Regions from separate parts of the Homo sapiens genome. Here all the other regions are linked to region 1. Evidence: chromatin loops called from intact Hi-C (ENCODE). Cell type or tissue: sigmoid colon. All regions are shown on one strand.

What was found. Peaks named below come from ENCODE experiments on the same cell type or tissue, not always from the same donor. Only the 100,000 strongest peaks of a DNase experiment are listed, where the experiment ranks them.
Region 2: it touches region 1 in a loop (3-fold over the local background); 3 of 110 quality-filtered maps call a loop at or near these places.
Region 3: a loop joins it to region 1, with 4 times the contacts of the local background. A loop is called at or near these places in 2 of 110 quality-filtered maps.

What each region holds. Positions count from the first base shown.
Region 1 is chr10:107,159,981-107,167,980 of GRCh38, forward strand. It overlaps SORCS1 (sortilin related VPS10 domain containing receptor 1), which reads right to left and starts at 4,726. Exons shown (of 26, transcript NM_052918.5): 1 at 3,989-4,726. The coding sequence starts at 4,546. RefSeq lists a silencer at 4,442-4,635. In sigmoid colon, no CTCF peak of the experiment used is centred here; DNase peaks (open chromatin) are centred at 3,211, 4,214 and 4,761; H3K4me3 peaks cover 2,727 bases; H3K27me3 peaks cover 3,386 bases.
Region 2 is chr10:107,811,729-107,819,728 of GRCh38, forward strand. No RefSeq gene overlaps it. Among named protein-coding and RNA genes, the nearest start is that of LINC01435, 250 kb to the right of the region's middle. In sigmoid colon, a CTCF peak has its summit at 3,262 (motif pointing left); a DNase peak (open chromatin) is centred at 3,313.
Region 3 is chr10:106,791,117-106,799,116 of GRCh38, forward strand. All of the region lies in intron 3 of SORCS1 (sortilin related VPS10 domain containing receptor 1), which reads right to left. Among named protein-coding and RNA genes, the nearest start is that of SORCS1, 370 kb to the right of the region's middle. In sigmoid colon, a CTCF peak has its summit at 4,683 (motif pointing right); a DNase peak (open chromatin) is centred at 4,715.

The DNA of each region.
Region 1 (8,000 bases):
AGGTTACCTCTTGCTCACTGAATCACCAGGTGCAGATTCCATGTCTCACTGAAGATGAAGAGGTGGGTGGATGAGAGAACAACCAAAGCACTACTTAAGGTAAAGGGTGCAATGTGACAGGCACATGTTAATGTCCTCGCTTTTCTACAAGGAGATGGAGCTTCCAGCTAAGAGTACGTCCTCCTCCACCATCATCAGAAATCAACTCAAGATAGGATTATCTAAAATATAAACTCCAAAAGGTCTGAGTTTTTCCGTCCTACTTTAAAGTCCATTGAACAAGCCCTTCTGTGCAGTCTGGGAATAGGATCACTTTGGGTGACAGTCTCTGTTCTGCCACTGACCTCCTGTGTCTATTTGGCAATTCATTTAGCCTCTTGGAACCTCAGTTTCCTCCTGTATGTAATGACAATAATAACACCTACACATGACATTTCTGTGAAAAATTAAGTGAGATGATGAATGTAAAGCATCTACCCCAAAAGTTGGCCCAGATTGGGACTCAATTTATTCACTAATGTTGGATGGTAAATGTCAAATCCCAGAACAACTAGAAGCAAAGAGGTACACAGAAATCAAGCAGTCCATCATGTGCTATGAGAAATGTAACATTAAAGATGTCATCATGGAAAAATAGAAGTCAAGTAAAACCCTCTGTTAACAAATCTTGTAATACAATTGCCAGTGAGAAAGGGGCAGAGTGGTGAATTGAAATACTAAACTTAACTCCGGCATAAAAATATGAAAAAGAGATATTAACACCCGTCACCTACTTACTACCTACAAAGGATTTTATAAAGATTAATGCTACAGCACTTTAAAATCCCTTGGAAATAAGGAATAAACACATACACCATTATGCATACATATAAAGGCAAATATATATTTTAACACTCTAAGGATTACTATATAAATTTAGATCAGGGCACAGCATGCCTGGGATGAGTAGGGTGGGAACAATATGTTCTTGCTTACGACACCAAGCTCATGACAAATGATTCATACCCAGCACCTTTCATGCCAGAAGATCCCCCCAGGTGTTCCACCAACTCTAGCAACAGTTTCCATCAATCGAGACTGCAGTACAGAGGAATCACATCACACCCACAGACGAGGCAAAACAGACATGTCTTTATACAACTGCTCAAGTCCAACAGCTGAGGGGGCAGGAAAGTGAAGGGAAGGAGGTGAGTGAACCATCCAGAATTCCTCACCAGATTGACAAGCAGCCTATAATTACCATGCATTTGCACCTTGAATGCAGGTGTTGTCATAATCAGAGACTCTTCATAGCAAAGGCTTTTTGCTAAAGGTGAGAAGGGTTCACAGGATGTGCACTGCCTGTGGTCCTGAATGGGTCTGGGGGCAGATTTATAGGGGAGGACATCTAAATGTGAAAAGATAAGAGTCCCCCATGCCCCTCCACCACTCCAATCTGGCCCTCGGGTTTAAATTAGTGGATTTCCCACCCTGGGGTAAAGTGAAGTGCTGTTGAGAGTTCCAAACAAGTGTATGAGGCTGTAAAGTCACACTGCCCTCTTATGTATAGCCTGGCTCCTAATTCTCTGTAGTTAATCTGACCGGCATAGCCCCCACTTTAGAGATGAAAAAATCCACATTCAGCGGACACTCAACTTGCCTCGGTCAAACCACAAATAAGCAGAACTAGAATTCAGGTCTCCACTCTGCTTTGCATTCTACAAAACGGCCAAAAAAAAAAAGTTTATTTATGCTTTCTTTCCCTTTAAAAAATATTTTAAACTTTCTCTGAGTCTGGTCCAGATACGTAGGACTGGCTTTGTTTTGGAGGACATAGATAAAGACTATTTCTCTTTCTCCACTATCTGTATGTATATACTTAAAAAAGAAAAAGAAGAAACACCTTTGTGTGTGATGACCAGAGCAGAGACTGGGTCAGCAGAGGTCTTTATGGAATAAGAGACTTCAGGGGGCAGAAATCTCACCTCATTAGTTAACATGATTTGAGTGATCAAAACTTTAACACTCATCACCTCATTTCCTACGTTATCTCAGACCTGCCTGCATGTTCAATGCCCTGAACCTAATAAGCCCTACTAGAATTATAAGCACCATTTATTATTATTTTTTAATGCTGGCAGTGCTTGGCACCATTTCCTAAACGGAGGTTAAAAATTTGCCAAAGATGTATTCTACTTTTCTCTTTCTTTCCAAGATCTTTCAAGAGATGAGCTAAAAGAAGAGGTCTAATGGGTGAGTGATATTTTACAGCTTGAATTACATTAAAAGCCAGAAACATTCTGAGTCCAAAGTCTTTTACTTCTTAATACAACAAGAGCTAACATGTTTGATGTGTTTCAAATCTCCCCTTAAAGCCAGAAGCTTTGAGTTAATCACTTAAAGCAGTGTGAAAGTTATTCAATCAGTTTAAGAAGATTCGAGTTCAAATTAGAGGATTAATTTTAGTGGCTATGATATGAAAGATATAATGGTTAAGGTAAGGAATGAGGGCAAGGGTCTCCAGAACTTGAATGGAAAGAATTTCAGCTTCATTTATTTGATCAAACCACTCCTGAGAACCATATAAAATCACAGACTCTGTCATGAAGGAGGAATTGTAGGGAAAACCCTGCTACTACTCTCAGGACAGATACATCAATGCTAAATATTATCTATCATGATGTGCCTTAATACAATTTATATCTGTGTACCCAAGGAATTCATGATGACAGATTAGTATTTTAAAATGTTCACAACTCTCATTAAAAAGCTGACAATGAGCACAACTCACTAAAGTGGCACTTCTCTGGGAAGGTTTCTGGGAATTACATCACAACAGAAAACGTTTTGAAAGGTTCCAGACTGCGTAAATTGTGCATATTACAAACACTACAATCTCAATTACCTGGTTGAAGCTGTAAAACTTGAAATTTTTTTCCCCCATTTTACCCATCCTTGGTTGTTATGTTCTTGTCTATGTCTGGAGAAGTTTCCACACTTTAAAATCACTTTTAGTTATTACAATCAAAGCTGGTTCTCTACTATTTCAACTCACTGAAGTTTCTAGGTTCAATTTAAACAGGAATAGCTCCCTCAGATTGCAGACATGCAAGCTTTTCTGAAAATCTAAAACCTTTCCTGATAGGACCAAAGCTCATGGACTTGCATCCTAAGTCCCCTGGAATCCAGCCTCCTGGAATTGAGCAATCCCTTTCCTGCCTTCATAAAGGGAATGTTAAGTCTTTATTTGTGCTCTTCATTAGAGGAGGTCAGGCAATGGGGGAGAACAGGGAGTTGTTGTCACTGGGATATATCTGATCTTCCTGGGACTGACCATGCCAGAGAACAACCGCTCATTCACGGGCTGGAAAGCCCCAGTTCTCAAAACACCCTCGCTTAGCGCTGTTAGAAGATGCTGGAGAGTTCCTGCCCTGAAACTTGCATCCACTTGGTCCCTAAAGCAGAGGATACACTAAAGAACACCTTATATACTCTCCACTGCAGTTCTCCCTTGTGGAGAAGAAGGGGTTAGGAGCTCCGCATGAAATTAAAATAAAATAAAATAAAACGCCTACATATATGGGTCTTCTTAATCTTCTTTGAGCCAGTACATAGGTCTGGCAAGTAAAGGGAAAGTCACTTGAGGGGATGTCAGCTTGCCTGGAAATTTAACCCTTTCATCTCTGTATTAGGAGAACTTTAACCCCTCTGTTTACCTGGTCTTCAGTTCCACACACCAATGCGACCAAGGCAACAGGAAATAGGGATTTGACTCCTCAGTTTGAAGCTGTGGCATTTGGAGAGGACTCTGATGGTGTTGGTGGGAGAGATGGGGAGGTTGGTCTCCTAGTAGGTGATGTTAACTCTTGGGGGAAGTGGGCAGAGACCAGTTTGCAGCATCTCCCATGTCCAGAAACCCTATTTCCCCCCAATTCTCCATCAGATCACACAGCCGACTTTAACCCTTTCCATCTTTCCACCCCTTTACCCTCAGTCCCATTCTACTCACGCTGCTGTTGTGGCCAGACCAGTGGACCATGGCTTGGTTGTGTGCTGAGTCTCCCGTCAGCGCAAACGTGGTGCTGGTCAGTCTCAGCTCCTCCATCCGGAAGCGGGTGGCTTTGTCCGGGTCCCGCTCCCGAGTCCCAGGCTCCTGCTGCCCTCCATCTCTTAGCACTCCCCGGGGGCTCCGACTCGCGCCCTCTCCCCGTTCTGCCTTCTCCTGATCCGCTCCGCTCCGTCTCCTCCGGCCGGAGCGTGCAGCAACCGCCATGGATGCCCCAGTGCCCCGAGCCCGCTCCAGGGATAGCGCTCGGTCCCCGGGGGCCACTGAGAACAGGGGACGCACTACGAGGGGCAGGGGCGTGGCAGGAGCCCTGCCTGGCCGCCCCTGGTGGGAAAAGCCCCTAGGGGTCGAGGCCGAGCGTGGAGCGGAGCTGGGGTGCGGCGAGGGGCAGCAGGAGCCGCCGCCGCAGACGCCCGGGGCGCAGAGGATCAAGAGCCCCGCGCCGGCGAGGAGCGCGCTCAGCCGGGCTTGGGAGCCGCCGCCGGCGCCAACTTTTCCCATCGCGGGAGCGAAGAGCAGCGGAGAGAGGGGTCCCAGAACGAAGGTGGCGGCACGAGCTCTGCGCTGGCGGCTGTGGGGGGCCGGCGCTCAGGACCCCAACTCCATCCAAGTTGCGCCGCGGTGGGGGCGGGCGGAGGCGGCGCCGGGCAGGTGGCGGCCGCTTGCCCGGGCTGGGCTTGTGCCGAGCGCGGGTCCGGACGGAGCGAGCCGCCGCCGCGCGGGGGTGGAGCTGAGCTGAAGTCACTGGCGGAGCGGGCGCGGGCGCTGGCGGGCGACGCGGGAGGGAGGGCAGGCGCTGCCGGGACTCCGGGCGCCGCGTCCCGCGGCCGAGCTGCGCTGCGCACCGGGTCTCCGGGCGCTGGAGGCGCCGCCGGCGACCTCCCCTCGGCCTCGCAGGCGCTGCCGCCGCCTCTCCCCGCCGCCCACTCTGCGCCCCCGCGGCCGCGGGTCCCGGCGCTGAGTCCGCGCACCCTGCCCGCGGGGGCGGTCGACCCCGGGCTCCCGGAGCAGTCGATGTGTCGGGAGCTTCCTATTCCTGCTTTATTGTTTCTATGAGTCTATGTTGCTGTTTCCTTTTTTCTCCGTCTTTCTGGTCTTTTCTAGTTGAGGAGATAGGGATGGGTGGGCTTCTGCTCCTTCCCTCTCTTATGCTTCCTGAGTTGGCATCTTGACCTTACCCGCAGCAGAGCCTGTGTGTCCCAGCCTGGGGGGAGATCCCGGAAAGGCAGCAGCAGAGAGTGATGTAATTAAATGATCTCGTGTGTGAGTGTGTGTGTGTGTGTGTGTGTGTGTGTGTTAGTTTGGGGGATTTTTTTTCCCATCAATTTTAACGCTTAGATTTCTCTCCTAACCTCCTAAAGCATTCACTGAATTTGAACCCAATCTTCCTGCATGCAATCATATTTAAGAAAACGCTTTCCACTACGCGTTTTTTAAGCGTATATATCTTGGTTTCCCTAAGAGACTGCAAACTCATTGAGGACAGGAAGATCAAATTTCGAGCAACTTGGAGGAAGTGACCTGTTTTTTGTTTACCATTTTCCTCAGTACGTGGCACAGTACCCTACATGGGAGGAAATCTGCCAGTCATTAGTTCAATAAATATTTATTGTGAGTCTAATGCATATCTGCATAACAAATAAATACAGGAAAGGAGGCACAGTACTTATAGTTATTCTGTGTCACTTGGTGCCTGGCCCAGTGCTACTGCCACATGCTTTGAGATCCCTAATAGCAAGTCTGTGATGGTGCTCTGCCACTGGTTTGCTTTGGGACCTCAGACAAATCACAATCTGTCAGCTTCCTAAGCTTTAAAATTAAATGGTCACATTAGATGACCTTTAAAATCCCTTCCGCTCCTAAAATTCTATAATTGTATGATTATAGTATCTGCCCAGCCTAGCACCCTGCTACTATTCGTAAGTTCAGATGAAGATTTATAGCAGGTGAATGGGCTTTGAAAACGGCAAAGGATTTCTCAAAATCCAATCCTTTTTAAAGTAGACAGTTTGCTTCTAAGGGTTGAAATGGTTTCAGATTTCTTTGCAGTCTTCATATACGTAATATTCTCTTAGGTACATGTTATTACATTATTTAATGAATATTTACTGATTGAATAAATGAATGACACAACAAAATAGTACCGATTCCAGTTTCTAGTTACATTTTTGTTCATTTTCATACTAGAATAATAACCTCACTGAAAAATCTGTATACCGTGTTTGCGATGAGGCCAAGTTCAAAGTAATACAGAGTGATAATTACTCTTCAATTAATGAAATTCTTTCTAATGTCCAAGAAAACGTCTGTTATATCAATCCAATCCAGAGAGGTGTTGTAAAATATCGGCCTAAGTTCTTGTTCTTACGACCAGCGCAGAAAAAGTGCAAATGCAAGGAGGGCAGGCTTCTCAGCCATTAAACTTGAGTACCTAAAAGGACCTAAAAGAGTGTCCTGTTTGTCGTTAAAGAAGAAATACAAGCAAAAGCTCCTTTATGCCTGAATCCTCCAAAACAGAAAGGCTGTCTGGCAGGCTATGGCCTCTAGATGGAGGAGAGGAGAGCCAGAGGTCCTCTCTCCTCCTCAAATTGCAAATGTTCTTTGTCAAAACCCAGAGCGGTAGTTTTTTCTTTCCTCAGAAAGGTTTTTAGAGCTTTGCAGGATCATTTACTTAATGACTTCTTTCTATGCCCTGCTAACCTCCTTTCCAGTCTGGATAAGTACATGGGAATTCCTCCAAGAAAGGAAAAGCAGATTAAAGAATCAGAACCCAAATAAATTATCATCCAAATATAGGCTGGAAGAAGCAAAATGGAAAAGAAGACATTAGTGGATTCAGATTTCCTGGCTTTAGTCTATCATTGCCCTACCACCATTTATGTTATTTTGGTTTCAAAATGGAAGCGCTTCCTGAAGAATGCTCGTACAAGTAGAGTAGATTTTTCCTTCCCAGAATTTACAACCTCTTTTCAAACACACCTGTCAGAATGATCCCTTTAAAATGAAAGCATTTGCAGTCCATTTGCTGGGAGTTCATAGAGAGCAGGCAAGTTTTTAATGCCTGATTTTAATTATTCATTTGAGACAGAAGTTACACAAGTGTGGATGACATTGGCTGCAAGCCGTATTGTTCATATGTAGATAGATGGATTCATTTTATTTCTTATGGCTCTGCTCCCCGTTTACTTTTGCCAACAAACAGAAGCGGAAAGTACCAGTAATTTCCTAAATTATTCCCCTTATCTAGAAGACTCCAATAAATAGGCTAATCATGGAGGGGAGTCTATTTCAAGATGTTTTCAATCCAACAACCCACTAAGCAATCCAATAGATTTTTATTAATATAATATAATAAGAATGAGTCATTTGTTAGGAAAGTAATTGATATCAAAGGCTAGTAGAGAACATAAATCTGTAATTCCAATAAGGAGTCTTTTCATTGTGCACGTGACAAATATGCCACGACTTCATCTAAGTTATCATCATTTCTCATCTGGACTACCACAACAGCCTCTTACTGCTCACTCTACTCCATAATTGCACTGTTCCGTTCCTTCTCTCCAATAGTCATCTCCAAAGATGACACAAGTACAAGGGCACAAGCACACTCAGGTGATCCATTTTTGTGCAAGATGAAAATAATAGAATTTGGTGATATATTTAGTTTTAATCAGAAAGATTAAAATTTAGCCTTGCTAAAATATTTAATTATTGATTAATATACCTATGTTATATACAGTTTTATATACAATATAAACATATGTATATATATTCATATATATGCATATATATGTATAAAGAGAGAGACAGAAGCAGATAGAGAAAGAAGCAGAGGCAGAAAGACAAAGAATATGAACATTTAGTCATTGTATACTGATTGGTGTGCACAATCAAAAAAGTGTGGACACTCTGCCCTACAAGGCAGCAAAAGTAGTCTTTCAAAAGGATAAAAAAT
Region 2 (8,000 bases), 650 kb after region 1:
ATTTTAAACTTTTGATTCTCCTTCCAGGAAAACAATAAAATCAAGAGAATGAAGCCGATACTGAAAAATTATAATTTAGACTTTTATTTTATAGAATTAAGTATCCATCAGTCTGTTTATGAATTTTGCTTTACCACGCTGATCTACCAACTTCTATACAGACTCGGTTATATGAGAGCATGGGTCTGTGTTTGTGTGTGCTCTGTAGTCAAAGACGTATGTTCACTGAGACATGAAATATATATGATACATGTGGAACAACTATAAACAACATGGGCGAAGTGTGTTTTTTAGCCATTCTCTGGATCCCTCACAGTTCTTCTAGAGAGTAGAATCATCAGGGAAATCAGAAAACTGAAAGGTATTTTTTATTCCCCAAACAAAACAAAATAAAACTTCACTCCTGACTCTTGGTGGTTGAAAGCAAATGTATAGACAATACTGATGCTTGTTCCTAATTTAATAAAAAACGAAAATCCATAATACAGCACTAGTCAACATGGAGCCCGAGTGTGAAAGCTAATCTCATCATGAGGTGTTAAAACACATGGGAAAGTGGGAATAATGGATAAGGCGTTTTAACTGTAAATTTCAGCTTGGCAGTGATAGGCGATAATGTTCACCCACAAGGAAAGGCTTTCATTTCATCCCTGTTTTGTGGAGCTGGTGTTAATTCTGAGGGAGGTTGCAAAGACTGACTTATTTTGCCAACTTCATAACTGCTCTTGGATCTGAGGAGCAGAGGCTCAAGGCTCCTTGTAGAGTCACGTGTTGATTTTCTAATTTATTCATAAGTTATATATTTCTGTTTATAAAAAGAATTTGCAATGGCTTAAAGCATGCCTTTACTTCTATACCTACCAGGGCTTTGTTTTATCATTCTTCTGGCTTTGGGAAAAGAGAGCTGTTTCTGTTGGATTGCAGGGGAGGAAAAAAAAGGTCTGAATGTGGGTGTGGTGAGGGGAAGGGGGAAAGGATTGTCAGTTAATACATCAAGATGGAAAATGAAAACCCATTTACTTTGAGTATTTTATTTATATCCCATTTAAAACTTCCATTACAGTGCACAACACTTACATGTGTGCTATGATCACATGGGAATCTTGTTCAAAAAGCAGCTTCCTAGGCCCCAACTCCAGACCTTCTTTTTCAATGAGTCTTCTATCAGGTCCAGGAATCTAAATATTTAATAAGCAACCGAGGCAAGTTTGCTGGGTTAGAAAACGTACTTTGAGAAATGACACAGTGATCACTCTCTCTGATTTATTAATATTCTGTGCATGACTTGCTGATCAATTCCTATTCCTCTCTTCCAGTGACCTGACTCCCGTTTCTACCCTCCTAAACCCATTTTTAGTTCATTCGGGGAAGTTAAACTGGTAACTAGTAGAAAAGTCTCCCTGTAAGACTACAATCACCTTCCCTGGTTCTGCTTGTAATTAAGAGATAGTGGTAGAAGTAACAGACGTAGACTTTGAGAAACATTACAATCTTGTTTAATCATCCCAATGATTTGAGAAGCTCCATATTACAACCTATTACAGGTTCCCCTTAATGGTTGAAGGAGCTAATGTATAGAGAAGCGAAGGGACCGGGCCAGTGTTATAGACAGGAGTAGAAGAGGTAGGAAGAGTACAGTGTGTGGGTACCGTTACATATGGTGTTTCTTAAGAAATCAGTGATCATTAGGAAGCTGACTGTGTTAAATCACATGCCCTTGGGGGAAAAACAACAAAAGAAAAAAAAAAGTTAAGTCTTGTCACCACCGTCAAAATAGGAAAGCCATTTCAATCTAAAGCATGAACAATCAAAGTGAAAACATAAGCGTCTGATTTCTCTTTTATCCGGTCAAGTTATGTGGGAGGGGTGTGTATGTGTAAGAGACTACAAGAAAAGGAGATTAAAGACTTTTCCCTGCAGAGAACAAGCTGAGTCAGTGCCGATCAAAGGCTGACATCAAACATACGGCCTCAATAATTGAACCTGCTGTCTGTAAACTCTCATTAGCAAGCAGGAAAGATGATTATTAATTTCTCAGGTAACATATTAACTTTGCCTCATCCTAATTTCTAGGCCTCAGTCACTTTCTACCATGTCATTTTGCTGCTTTTCAAAATCAATTTGCAATTTAATGGTGTGTGTGTGTGTGTGTGTGTGTTTTCATATAATAAAACTCCAGGAAAGGAGATCCATGTCTTCTCCATGAAAAGAACAAGTGGGGCGGGTGTTAATCAAAGGCTGATATCAAACATATGGCCTCAGTAATAAAAACTGCGTTCTGTAAACCTCTTTTCAAGAGGAAGAAGCTTCATTGTGAGTTTCTCAGGCCATGTGTGTTACCCCCATGTCGTTCTAATTTCTAAGCCTCAACATATTCTTTCTTTGCCATCTCAAATTCAATTTGCAATTTAATGTCATGGGGTCTATCAAGTGGTGAGGTCTTCCATGTCCTCAGTCACATAGAAAAACAGAACATTTTGTGCTGGAACCTTGCCCATAAAATACAAATGACATTAAGTCATCAGAATGAAAGAAAATCACATTTCATAAATTTAAGTTTAATCTATATGTAAATTTAGCCAACATTCTTTAGGGTAATAATTCATAAGTATTGATGTTTACACTGCTTGGCAATTTTTTTATTAGTTTAAGTAATGATCTAGATACAAACCACATTCTTTTATTTTACAAAAACAGGCGTTTGGTTGTCTGAAGAGATACAGAAGAGAGACCAATCACTTACTTTCAGACAGACAAAACCACCGAATCCTTTCCTGCGCCATCGAAGAGCTTTGATACCAAAGAGAAAGCTACCAATTTTCGCTAATTTATAATACGTATTTACTCAGAAAAATTTAAGATTCCTCCTAATTCACACTTTTAGTAATTATTCTACTTTAAATAAAAAATAAACAATAACAACCAGAAACAACGAAAAATTGGGATTGTTCAGATAGTTATATTCCAAGAACCAAACAAAATATCTTTTTATTCATTGTATCATAAGAGTCTAGCATATTGATTGTGATGGAGTGACCCTTGCCATCAATAGGTTTTGGATAAATATTGCCTTAGACAGAAGTCTCATGTTTAAAAGCACCTATCAGAGTAACACCAACTGCCATTACAAGTAATTTCCAATATTTCCCTAACATATTAGAAGCTTTTTTTCCTCATTTGTGTGACAGCAGACTATCCTACCATCAGCAAGTCCATGCCCTCAATTCCTTTCATCTTATGGCTACGGCTCCCCCTAGTGCTCATTGTCCTCTGCTTCCATGAGCCAAAGGGGAAAAACAGGGTGGAAAGGACACCACTGCTTCTTAGAAGCCTTGGCCCAGAAGTGATAAACATCGCTTCCTTTCATGTCCATTGCTGAGTGCTAGGCATGTGCTCACACCCCATACCCAGTGTGCTTTCTGGCTGGCCACCTGCTTCCCAGAAAAGTAACATCTTAAGGAGGACTGCACATTTTCATGAACAACCAGACCTGACACAACAAGAATCACAGGATCTTGTCTAATATATAACCACTTTCAAGCCTGGCAGTGGATCAGCATCACCAGAACCTGGAGAGTTTATTCAGAAATATCGACTTCCTGTCCTACGAACCAAGAGATTGTGATTTAATAGGCGTGGTAGAGTCCAAGATTATCCTGCCCAGAGTCACTGAATGCTAATTAATCATCTATCTCCAGTCTGAACCACCACCAAATCCACATTGAAATGCTCACTTTGCTCTGTAACTCGATGTCAACATCATAATCCTGTTTGCCGTTCATGAATCTGCATTTTAAAAAATTATCTGGAAAACAATCATGGCTACACCAGCCTTTTTTGACTGTTTACTAAGTGCCACTAAGTGTTCCAAAGCCTTTATGTGTGCTAGCTTACTTAGCTTAATTCCTTATGTCCCTGTTTTTGTATTTAAGCTTCAAGAAACCCAACTGAAGTAGGTATTATCATCCCCATTTTCTAGAGAAAGATATAGAGGCACAGAAGCACCACGTTGTGCAAATTTATTCTAGAAAGTGTCAGAGCTGATTCAAACCGAAGCAAGCAAACTCTAGAGCTTTTGTCTTCCTCACTTCACTATAACCAGGTGATTCTGAGGGATGTTAAAGTCTGAGAACTATTGAGTCATGAGAGATATGCAAGTGCTTCTGATACAAGTAGTGTTAAAAAAAACACTTGGAGAAACACAAATAAAATTTTTAAATGTTCTTCATTTTTGCTTTCAAACTCAGTATAGATATCTACTCTGAACTCTAGCTGTACATTCAAATACCTTTTCTATGTCATAATTCAACTCTTCATGGCCTAGAACAAACTCAAACTCCCTGCTAATTTCTCTTCCTCCAGCACTCTCTACTTCAAAAAGGACATAACCTTTCCCACAGGGGAGCAGTCTGAAAACCTGGAAATCATCCTCACATGTCTTTCCTGCATCACCCGTTTTGCTGGCATCATGAGTGATTCCTGACACTCTCACCTGCTAAATCTGTCACTACTCTGCTCTTCTCTTCTGCAGTCCTTGCTATCACCATCTCCCCAGGGCTTTGGCAGCAGCCTGGCATCTTGTCTCCCACTTTTTGTCCCCAAGCCATTCTTCATATTGTGGAAAGAGTGATCTTTTCAAACCATGAGAGATGAAACCCCAGATCCTTAATATTTCCTAGAAAAGTCTGCATGTGCAGCTCTGATTACTACATGGGCCTTAGCTCAGGCCATGGTCCCCAGCCCCCATACTCCAGGCATGTTGATCTTCCTTTAGTTCTAACTCCACTGTTTCTTTGTCTTCAGCTTTTCACGTGGGTCCCTGTGCTTGGAATGCTCCCCTCAGAAGAGCATTGCATAAGTTACTTCAGGACTCTGAGCCTCAGTTCTCATCTATAAAATGGGTATAAAACTTTGGAACAGAATTGTTAAAATCGTGAAAATAAAATGTATATAGTCAATAAATTTTAGTTTTTCTGCATATGTTCAGGGCTTTTTTTCTTATCTTCCAATAATCTTCATATTAAAACATATCAAATGATGTTTCTTTTCACTCTTTTACTAGCAGCAATTTCATGAAATCTCAAGGTTAGATACGTCTCTTAAAGAATTTATGTTATTTCAGAAATTAATTAAAGTCATCACATATCTTGCTGGGGAACGCTTTCCCTGCGGTTTTTAATTACTGTCTAGTTAACAATATCCTTTAGAATGTTGTGTCTTTTACAAATGTAGGTGTTGGATGGCTATAATTTTCAGAATTACTACTTTGGTCTACAACCCATTTAATGAGTTAGTAAAAACAATTAATGGAATTTACATACTTACTTGGGCTCTGACAGGGAGGAAAAAAAGAGAAGATTCCAAATAAATGAGCAAGTAAAAGAGCATTAATTAGCATCTAATTTGTAATTGCAGAGTTCAGTGCTCAATACTTTAGAAATTAATTGAACTCTATGTTGATGTGTAAGGTGAAAGCATACCCAACTTCTTGTTGAGATAAGATTAATATTATCCTCATAAAAAACCCTCAAGAATACTGATTGTTGAAGGAACAAACATATATAACACCAAGGGTTGTCAGCAGTATGAGCCAGCAAGGAGGGATGGTATAGCATTAAATACATACAAAAGATGGAAAGGCAGTGAGGTTCTGAATAAAATGTCCACAGAAATAAGGGTCCAACCAAACATACTGGTTATTGCATTATTATGTTAAGTCTAGGACTAATACAACTTTTGTTACCATGTAAGTCATAATTTATTCAAGAAAATAAATGAATATTTGAAATAGGGATTGAAAAACTTTTGGCATGTAATGGGTAAATTTGGACATCTTAAAAATAATTGGATAATAACTATTTAAACTCCACATTCTGGAGCACAGTGAATTCTTTTGGGGAGAGGTTGGGGTTTTATAATTCTCAGCTGCATGTGCTATGTATAGTTTTAGCCAGTCGATATTATAGTTTAGCACGAGGGGTATCATAGGCAGATGAAGTGACAAAAGGGAAGGATCTTAAGCAGCAGGAGAGGGCCTCAGCTGTCTTCTATGCAAACCTGTGTCCATCGCAGCTCTGCCTCTTGCTGTACAAATTTGGAAGGAAATTCAACCTTGCTCAGCCTCAGTTTCCTCATTCATAAATTGGAGATGTTATTACCTGACTTACAGTATGGCTGTGAGGTTTATCAAGGCAATTATGCAATGTGGCAGAAGCGGGATTCAAACTTCAGCAATTTGAATCCAGAATCCACACTTTTAGTGAGGTTAAGCTAAACTCATCCTTATTCTGCTCCTGTGTGATTCTGATGCACAAAATGTGGCTTCAGCACATAGTGAGTGCTCAACTAATTGTAGTTATCAGCATACAAAATAAATATCTATTTGCATTTTTTTAATATTTGGTCAAAGTCAGTTGAGATGGTAAATGACAGACTTTGGCCTAACAAAGCTTACATGGGGGCCATGGGGGCTAAAGTCAGCCTGGGGGCCAGGTGGGGAGCAGGTGAAGTTGTAGGGGAGGCAGGCATGGATTCCAGGTGGGGTAACATACCTGGGCTGTGGGCTTTTGTCTGTTAGCTGTTGCATCTTTCACCAGCAATGGGCAGCCTTTCAAGCTAGCACTTGTATGGGGGGAGTTACTGCCTCTCAGCACTGCCAGACGTGTCCCGCCTCCTGCGATGGAGGCAACTCTCCCTATCATGTAAATCTTGAAAAGAAAGTATGTTTTAAAAACTTACTTTCTATATCTGTAGTCCCAGCTACTCGGGAGGCTGAGGCAGGAGAATAACGTGAACCCGGGAGGTGGAGTTTGCAGTGAGCCGAGATGGTGCCACTGCACTCCAGCCTGGGCTACAGAGCCAGACTCCATCCCAACAAAACAAAACAAAACAAAACAAAAACAAACAAACAAAAACAAAAAAAAAACTTACTTTCCTCCTGACGTAAGTGTGAACAAGCTTGTGCCTAAAGAAAGTTTTGGTAAAACAATATGTATATCTAATTTTAAATGCATTAAAGAGATCACTACTGCAAAAATTCCTCTAATAAAACTTTTATAACACAATTTATTGATTATTATAGAATATGTAGGAACTCTTCGGGGGAAGAATAATTGAAAAGATCTGCCTAGTTTAAAAAGTTGTTTCTTTTTGTCTATACAATAATCATTTCTTAGCACCTACTCTGTGCCAGGCCCAGAAGATGTAAGAATGACCGTGTCAGACCCTCTCACTGCCACAGAGAAGCCATCTGTGGAGCAGACAGATGGGGCTGGGGACGAGTAGGTGTCCTGAAATGTATTAGGTGATGAGGCTGAAGCCTGCACAGAAGGTTTTAGGGCACTGGGGGCAAAATAGAAAAGACAAGTGCTCAACTGCATTCAGATGAAGGAGAATCAGAAGCAATTTTACCTTAGAGTGATGATTGCTCGGAACTTTGAAGAGGATGTATTTTCTGGGGCAGCAGGAAAGGAGCAGGATTTCAGGCTAAAGACACTACACAGGGCAGCAGGTCATCAAATAACCTGGAAGCTCCTTATCCATTCTAACCCTCAGTTCCCCACTTAGCAAATGAAAAAATACAGCACAGCGGCCAAGAATGAGTTCTATTGCTCGTGTCTGATAGAAATGCTCTACCACCTACTAGCTGGGTGAGCTTGCACACGTTAATCCTCTAAGCTTCAGTGTCTACATCCGTATTTACAAATCCCACTGGCTTTTCCTTCCTATCTTTATCTTTCTCTTTCCAATCTTTTCCTTTCTCTTCCTCTGAAGATTTGGCGGCAATGTGGACTAAGGAAATGAAGGGAATTGCAGAGGCAATAGTGTCAAGGTGGGGTCTTGAGAAGGCTGCAGAAGTGAATAGATGAATAATCAGGGTCCTCAGAATGAATAGGCAAAAATAGTGTGCCCAGAAGCCGAGGTCAACTGGAATTACAGCATAGCCAGAAATGTGTTGAGGGTGGACGGGGTTGCGGGGGGGTGAGGGGGTGGGGGAGAGA
Region 3 (8,000 bases), 370 kb before region 1:
AATTTATACAGCAAGAGGGTGTCGTGTGACACTTCCTGCTTTTTAACCTGCTTTTCCCACTTTAAAGCCGCACTTCGAAGATTTTCTATGGTTTTCAATATTCTTCTGTGTTATCATTTTTATTGGTGATATAGTATTGATTGTACAAATATGCCACTATGTAATTAATCTCTTATTTACCAGGTTTCCAATTTTCACTAATATTATGATTAATGTAGATTAACATTTCTGTATGTCAATTACTATTTCCTCAAGTAATTTCCTAGTAGTGAAATTTATGGATAAAGAATATGAATTTTGGCCAGGTACGGTGGCTCACACCTGTCATCCCACCACTTTGGGAGGCCGAGGCGGGCAGATGGATCATGAGGTCAAAAGATCGAGACCAACCTGGCCAACACTGTGAAACTCTCTCTCTATTAAAAATACAAAATTAGTTGGGCGTGGTGGTGCACAGCTGTAGTCCTAGCTACTCAGGAGGCTAAGGCAGGAGAATCGCTTGAACCCAGGAGGCATAGGTTGCAGTGAGCTGAGATCGGGCCACTGCACTCCAGCCTGGCGACAGAGCAAGACATTATTTCGACAAAAACAAAAAAAGAATATGAATTTTGCAACCACTTTTGATACACACTACCAAGTGTTTTTCAGAAGAGTATACTAATTTAACTGGAAGTGCCTATCGCAACACTAGGTTTTGTCTGTCTTTTTATATTGTTTTCTAAGATGACTGGAGAAAAAGATGTATTTTATGTCAATATATACCACTTTCATTCCTAATGACAGTGAATTTTTTCATTCCTTTTTCCCTCCCTTTTATCCTTTTGTCATTTATGTTTACTCACTTGAAATCCTCATTTGATACACAGACTGGTCATATTTTTCTCCATTTAAAATTCTGGGTATGTCTCTTTTTCTTATTGATTTGTATACATTGTTATTCTTACTTCATAGTCTGTTTATAAGTCTGCTTATGCACACTTTCTATCTTCATCTACATTTCTGGAAAAAGACAACACAGTAGCATTCTGCACATATTATACACACATAGACATGGGTGATCCCAAGTGCGTATTTCAAGCTCGAAGACAATTAAGAAATTAGAAACTCTAAACTGCATATTTCAGTAATTGCGTTCCCGAAATAAAGGAGCTGTAGAAAAACATTATTTCTCCTTTTTGTACTATGTCATCAATTCCCAGTCAAACCTTTCTGGTTATCCTTTTATAAATTCTAAGATGTTAAAAAATAGCTCATTGCACAAAAAACTCAAATTTGTTAAACTGCTATTTCAAAAGATTTTATACTCACATGACGTTTTTCATTTAAGCATTACACAGCGCTTTACAAATGTTAATTAGGATATTCCAACTGGAAATTGAAACAAACCTCAAGAGAGTGAAATTAGGCATGGAGAGACATAATCATTCCTCCAAGATTATTCCAGAGCATCCTTGGCATTTCCATGGCTCACACCCAAGTACCTGGTTTCCCAGGACTGCATCTTAACCATTAGAGCACATAATAAGCAGGTCTTCGTAAGCACGGGCTTATAGAGTAACTAACCAACATTTTAAAATTTGTCTAAAACATAAGTGAAAATGTGAAATAAATAGAAATTCTCTCTTTGACACACGTTACACTCAATTCATAAGTGATACACTAAATGGAACCTTATGTGCCTTGTCTATAAAATATTTTAATGAATATAATAAATATTCAAAAAAATTAAAATTTTTAGAATCCTTTTTTAGGCCTTTCAAGAACAAATAGAAAAACACGACTTTTGGAAAAACATCACTTTTTTGAGAGGAAAATTTCATTCTTTGTGGGATGAGCAGATGTTCATCATTCAACCATTCATTTCATTTTTTTTAAAATCTAATTTAAGAAGTTTCTGCAACCAAGTGACAGTCCCTGTGCTTAAGACTTGGGATTAAATAATGAAAAAGACACTAAATGCCTTATTACAACAGATAACACCACAAAAATAACAGATCAATGAAACTACCATTGCAGAGCTATTGAAATGTACAAAATTTTACTAGAACACGGAAAAGCACTTTTTTTTCCTATTGCTGGAATAAGAGATGTAACCACAGAATACCTGACACCAAAATTAGTTCTGAAGGAAGTAAAGGTGTTTAACAGAATAAGTAGGAAAGATTCGTGACAGGGGAATCACGTATGCAAAAGCAGAGGAATGCGGGCATGCATTACATGTTTTGGTAATGGCAAGTTCCTCAGTTTGGCTAAAGTTAGGCAAAGCAGTCTACAGCCAAGTTGAAAGAGACTTACTTGCCAGGTAAAGCGATTTTGACTAAAGCAACAGAACCTATTTATTCAGGGGCATACATACAGAATCAAGATTTTTAAGCAGGGGAAGAGAAAGAGTATAGCTCATTCAGAATGATCACTTTGGAGGTAATACAGAGATTGTGTTAAAGACAAGAGAATGGGGGGCAGGAAGTTCAAGCTAAGAGGTTATTACATTGGTTCAGCTAAGAGGAGTGTTTCAGAAACACACAATAACAGCGTTAGGCAAAAGAAAAATACTCTTAAATCCAGGCAGATGACCAGTTAAGCATTACCCAAAATATGTCCACCAGGATTCCAAGCATACTTTATAGCTATTTCCAGCCAAATGTATAAGTACTGGCAATTCTGAAAATACTTTTCCAAAACACACTACTTATAAAGCTACTGCTGAGTCTGACAATCAATCCTCTTTAAGGATCTAACAGGAAGACAGAATAAACAAAACATATGTCTCCCCAATTTAACACTTGCCAACAATGTAAATGAGCACATGTGCCTTTTCAATGTTCAACAAATTCCTGAAGCCACAGAATGTATAACTGCCACAAAGGAAACCATCAGGCTACAAAGAATGATTTCAGTGGCAGACCTTTTTTCTTTGGCAAGTAGCATAGTGAAATGCAAACATTAGAACCCCATAGTCCACAGACTGACTCTGACCAGCACCCGAGTTCTATTTGATGTAGATAATATTGGCCCAAAGAGCACTGTTTAACAGATTTTCCAACAATGTCCAGATGTCCTGGACATTATTCCCATATGGCCATACTCTACAACAACTCTAGAACTGCTATCCCCTATAGAGAGGTCATAAGCTTTCCAGGTTACCACCACCCACATCATCTTTTGTTATCTTGTTAAAACTAAAAGCAGGTCTCTGTTGGCATTTCTTATTGATGTAAGGGGAAAAAAGCATACATTCTTAGCTAAAACAAAGTATTGCATCCTTCTGGCTGTTCAAACAGAACAACAAACAGATTTAGCGGGCAGAGAGCACATTAAACACTGGAAATATTCCTCACTTCCTACAACGTCCTATGCTCACTAGCATTGTTTCCTTTTCTTTTTCTTTTTTTTTTTTTTTTTTTGAGACAGAGTCTCGCACTGTCGCCCAGGCTGGAGTGCAGTGGCACGATCTCGGCTCACTGCAAGCTGTGCCTCCCGGGTTCACGCCATTCTCCTGCCTCAGTCTCCCGAGTAGCTGGAACTACAGGCGCCCGCCACCACGCCCGGCTAATTTTTCGTGTTTTTTAGTAGAGACGGGTTTTCACCGTGTTAGCCAGGATGGTCTCGACCTCCTGACCTCATGATCCGCCCACCTCGGCCTCCCAAAGTGCTGGGATTACAGGCGTGAGCCACCACACCGGGCCCTCATTGTTTCCTTTTCTTAAAATAAAGTTTCTGTATTCATAGACTCCCTAGTCACTCCATTCATCTACAATTACCTGTGTAAGTCAATAGGTATTTGAGTTGAGACTCCTGTAGGAGCTAAGATCATAAACTTAACCAGGGGTCCCCCAATTCTGCTCACTCACACGACCTTAGGAAATCACTTCTTATGTCTGATCCTTTATTTCTATAGCTATGAAATGAGGCTAACAATACACAATTCACAGAGTGGGTGTTCATTATGATTTGATGGAGCTAACACAATGAATGTAGCATTTTCTAAGTGAAATTAAAAGTTCTAACACCATAAGAATTCAATAGTCATGTAAATTTGGGGGATACCAGAATGCAGAAAATAAAACAGGTTCCTTTGGTTTATTAAAGTCTTTGGAAAGTGCATCCTACAGCAAGAAGAGTCGAAGATAATTTGTCAAATGTATTCAAAGATATAATCTAGTTGTTTTTTTTTGTTTGTTTTTTGTTTTTTGCCCAGGAAGCTTCTAGAGAACTAAGGTTCTGAGAAACATACTTTGGGATACTAGTGATTGGTTAGTATCCCTTTTTGGTACATAGTAGATACTTAACAGTTATCAACTCATTCTTAGAACTGGATCTAGAATTTCTGTAAGGTTTAGATCAAATTCAGCTTTTTCAAGTTTATCTGTGAAAACAAGATGCAAAATAATAACAATAGGAACACTGAGGACTAGACCACGTGATGTGGGGTTGCTGGCTAAAAGAGGGGTAAGAAGCTCTGGCTATAATGATCCTTTCTGTTTCGGGAGATGATCAAATCCATAACATTCTGAGCCATTGAAATAATGGGTGTTCGTGTGATCTTTGGTATTTATAGGCATCAAGGTATTTGCTACATATTCTGAAGTTATCCAGTATAATGAAGGAAATTTGCTACAACTCTAGAATTAAGAAAGAGATTGAATGGGAACATTCTGTAAAGGTGGGTCAACCTCTAAGAGACAGCAGGGGGAGGCAGTGTGCCGTGGAATGAGATACGGGGTCCATCTCTGCCACTGTCTAGTTCTAAGACGCTGGGAGAAAACCAACTAACATCTGTGAGCCCAAATTTCATCATGGTCAAATGCTGAGTTAGAAGAGAAAGTTTCTAGTGATCTTCCAGTTCAAACATCATGTGGTTTTTCTGGGGTGAGAGATGCATGCTAGTGAGGTTATGAACAAATCAAATTTTAGTGAATCAAATCTTATATACCTATAAATTGATATTACATTTTCCAAAAATGCCATTTCTCACCATTAATTGATCTTCCTGTGGCACTGGATCTTAGCATTTTAGTCTTAAGTTTTGCCCTTATTTAGCAAAACATACAAGGACTGCCTGCTATTTTTTAAAATGTCTGCACTGCTTCTTTGTGTAAAGTGAAGAATTTCTACATTTACATGTTGACAGTTCAGATTTTCTAAAATCAAGGTAAACCTAGGGTGCCAAGGACACAGCAGACATTAAGTCTGTGCTAAATGGAAGCTTTAAATTATAGAAACTTCAGCATGTTTCTAAATCTAAGATCAGAAATTTTCAAGAAGATGTAGATCTTCTTGACATACAATGTTTCTCACCAGTCCCTTTATCAAATTTGTTTTTTTCCCTGAAGGAAAATTCTTCCACTGCTGCATTATACTCATAAGTCCCATCCCGGCAAGACTCAATTGCCAATGATACTTATAAGATTATATTTACTTCTTTGAGCTAAAATGTAAAGGTCATTTTCTGTATTAAAGCTCAGCCTTTAGGCTAAATATCTTTCTTCTCTTTTCCTGGGAAAGAGTGAGAGAGACAAAGATTGACAGGGACAGGGACAGTTGGGGGTGGGGAGAAAGAGAGCGAGCAGAGTTTGGGAACTAGAAACTTTTACTAATGGATCTGAAATTGGTTCCCTGGATCCTAACCAAATTTAATTTGTCTAATCCATAGTTTAACTAGAGTTTCCACTCAAACCAAAAGTAAATCTTACCTAGAAAATAATGTACCTGGCCGGGCACAGTGGCTCTTGCCTGTAATCCCAGCACTTTGGGAGGCCAAGGCGGATGGATTACGAAGTCAGAAGATTGAGACCATCCTGCCAACATGGTGAAATCCCGTCTCTACTAAAAACACAAAAGTTAGCCGGGCGTGGTGGCGGGTGCCTGTAGTCCTAGCTACTCGGGAGGCTGAGGCAGGAGACTCGCTTGAACCTGGGAGACGGAGGTTGCAGTAAGCCGGGATCACGCCACTGCACTCCAGCATGGGCGACAGAGCAAGACTCAGTCTCAAAAAGATAATAATAATAAAAATAAAAGAATGTACCTTTCTCAGACAGGATAACAACCACTTTTTTACTTATCTTTCATCTTTATTCTAAGAGATTCAGTAAGATTCTTTACTGGGAAAAACACTGTCATTTTGCTCTGGCTCTTTTTATCTGCATCAAAGTGTTTCAAAAACCTCTGAGCATTTTGGAATTCCTAGACAATGGCATTTAACTCAAATATACAATTTTTTTTTTCAAATATATCATTTGCCTAAATTTCTCTAAGACTGAAAAGTAAACTACATGATGTTGTTAACTCTTGGAAATCCTGACCCCAACATCTATACTTAGGTGATTTTCATGAAAACCACACAGATTTTCTTCTAAACTCTGAATACAATCCTTTTCCAATTTAGTCTCTTGCTGAGGAGTTGCTTTTTTTTTTAGCAGTGCCAGAATACATGAAAAACAGAGGGTAGAAACAACCAACCAGGTGCATTCATGAATTTTTAAACCAGGTCTGCTGAAAAACATGCAAAACAAAACCTCTCCAAGCACGCTTGGGGTAAAACATCAATCTGAATATTATTCAGTATCATCTCCATGTCTATACCAGCCCCAGCAGATGGCCAATTTGCTTTTACCACCTTCAGTCCATGCAGCCAGATGCTCCCAGATGATGGCTTTTTCAGACTGCATCTCTGATTGTGCAGTCCAGGTACCCAGGGAGCAGGGCAACCCCAGAGTGGCACACAGATGTAAAAAGTAAAAATAACCACATAATCCTCTAAAATGTTTTTAAAACTAACCGTAGGCAGAGATGGGCTAAGATATAAAGCAATCTGACACAGAAAGTTTACCGGAACTTTCCTTGAAATATGAGGTACCATTTCTTATGGGTACTGATATGGTTTGGCTGTGTCCCCACCCAAATCTCATCTTGAATTCCCATGTACTGTGGGAGGTACCTGGTGGAAGGTAATTGAATCCTGGGGGGCAGATCTTCTCCATGCTGTTCTTGTGATAGCGAATAAGTCTCACGAGATCTGATGGCTTTATAAGGCAGAGTTTCCCTTCATAAGCTCTGTTCTCTTGTCTGCATCCATGGGAGAAATGCCTTTCACCTTCTGCCATGATTGTGAGTCCTCCCCAGCCCCGTGCAACTTTAAGTCCATTAAACCTCTTTCTTTTGTAAATTGCCCAGTCTTGTCTTTTTTTTATACTTTAAGTTCTATGGTACATGTGCACAACGTGCAGGTTTGTTACATATGTATACATGTGTCATGTTGGTGTGCTGCACCTATTAACTTGTCATTTACATTAGGTATACCTCCTAATGCTATCCTTCCTCCCTCCCCCCACCCACGACAGGCCCTGGTGTGTGATGTTCCCCTTCCTGTGTCCAAGTGTTCTCATTGTTCAATTCCCACCTATGAATGAGAACATGCAGTGTTTGGTTTTTTGTCCTTGCGATAGTTTGCTGAGAATGATGGTTTCCAGCTTCACCCATGTCCCTACAAAGGATGTGATCTCACTCTTTTTTGTGGCTGCATAGTATTCCATGGTGTATATGTGCCACATTTTCTTAATCCAGTCTATCATTGTTGGACATTTGGGTTGGTTCCAAGTCTTTGCTATTGTGAATAGTGCCGCAATAAACATACGTATGCATGTGTCTTTACAGCAGCATGATTTATAATGCTTTGGGTATATACCCAGTAATGGGATGGCTGGGTCAAATGCCATCTCCATCAAGCTACCAATGACTTTTTTCACTGAATTGGAAAAAACTACTTTGAAGTTCATATGGAACCATAAAAGAGCCCGCATTGCCAAGACAATCCTAAGCCAAAAGAACAAAGCTGGAGGCATCACACTACCTGACTTCAAACTATACTACAAAGCTACAGTAACCAAAACAGCATGGTACTGGTACCAAAACAGAGATATAGATCAACGGAACAGAACAGAGCCCTCAGAAATAATGCCACACATCCACAACCATCTGATCTTTGACAAACCTGACAAAAA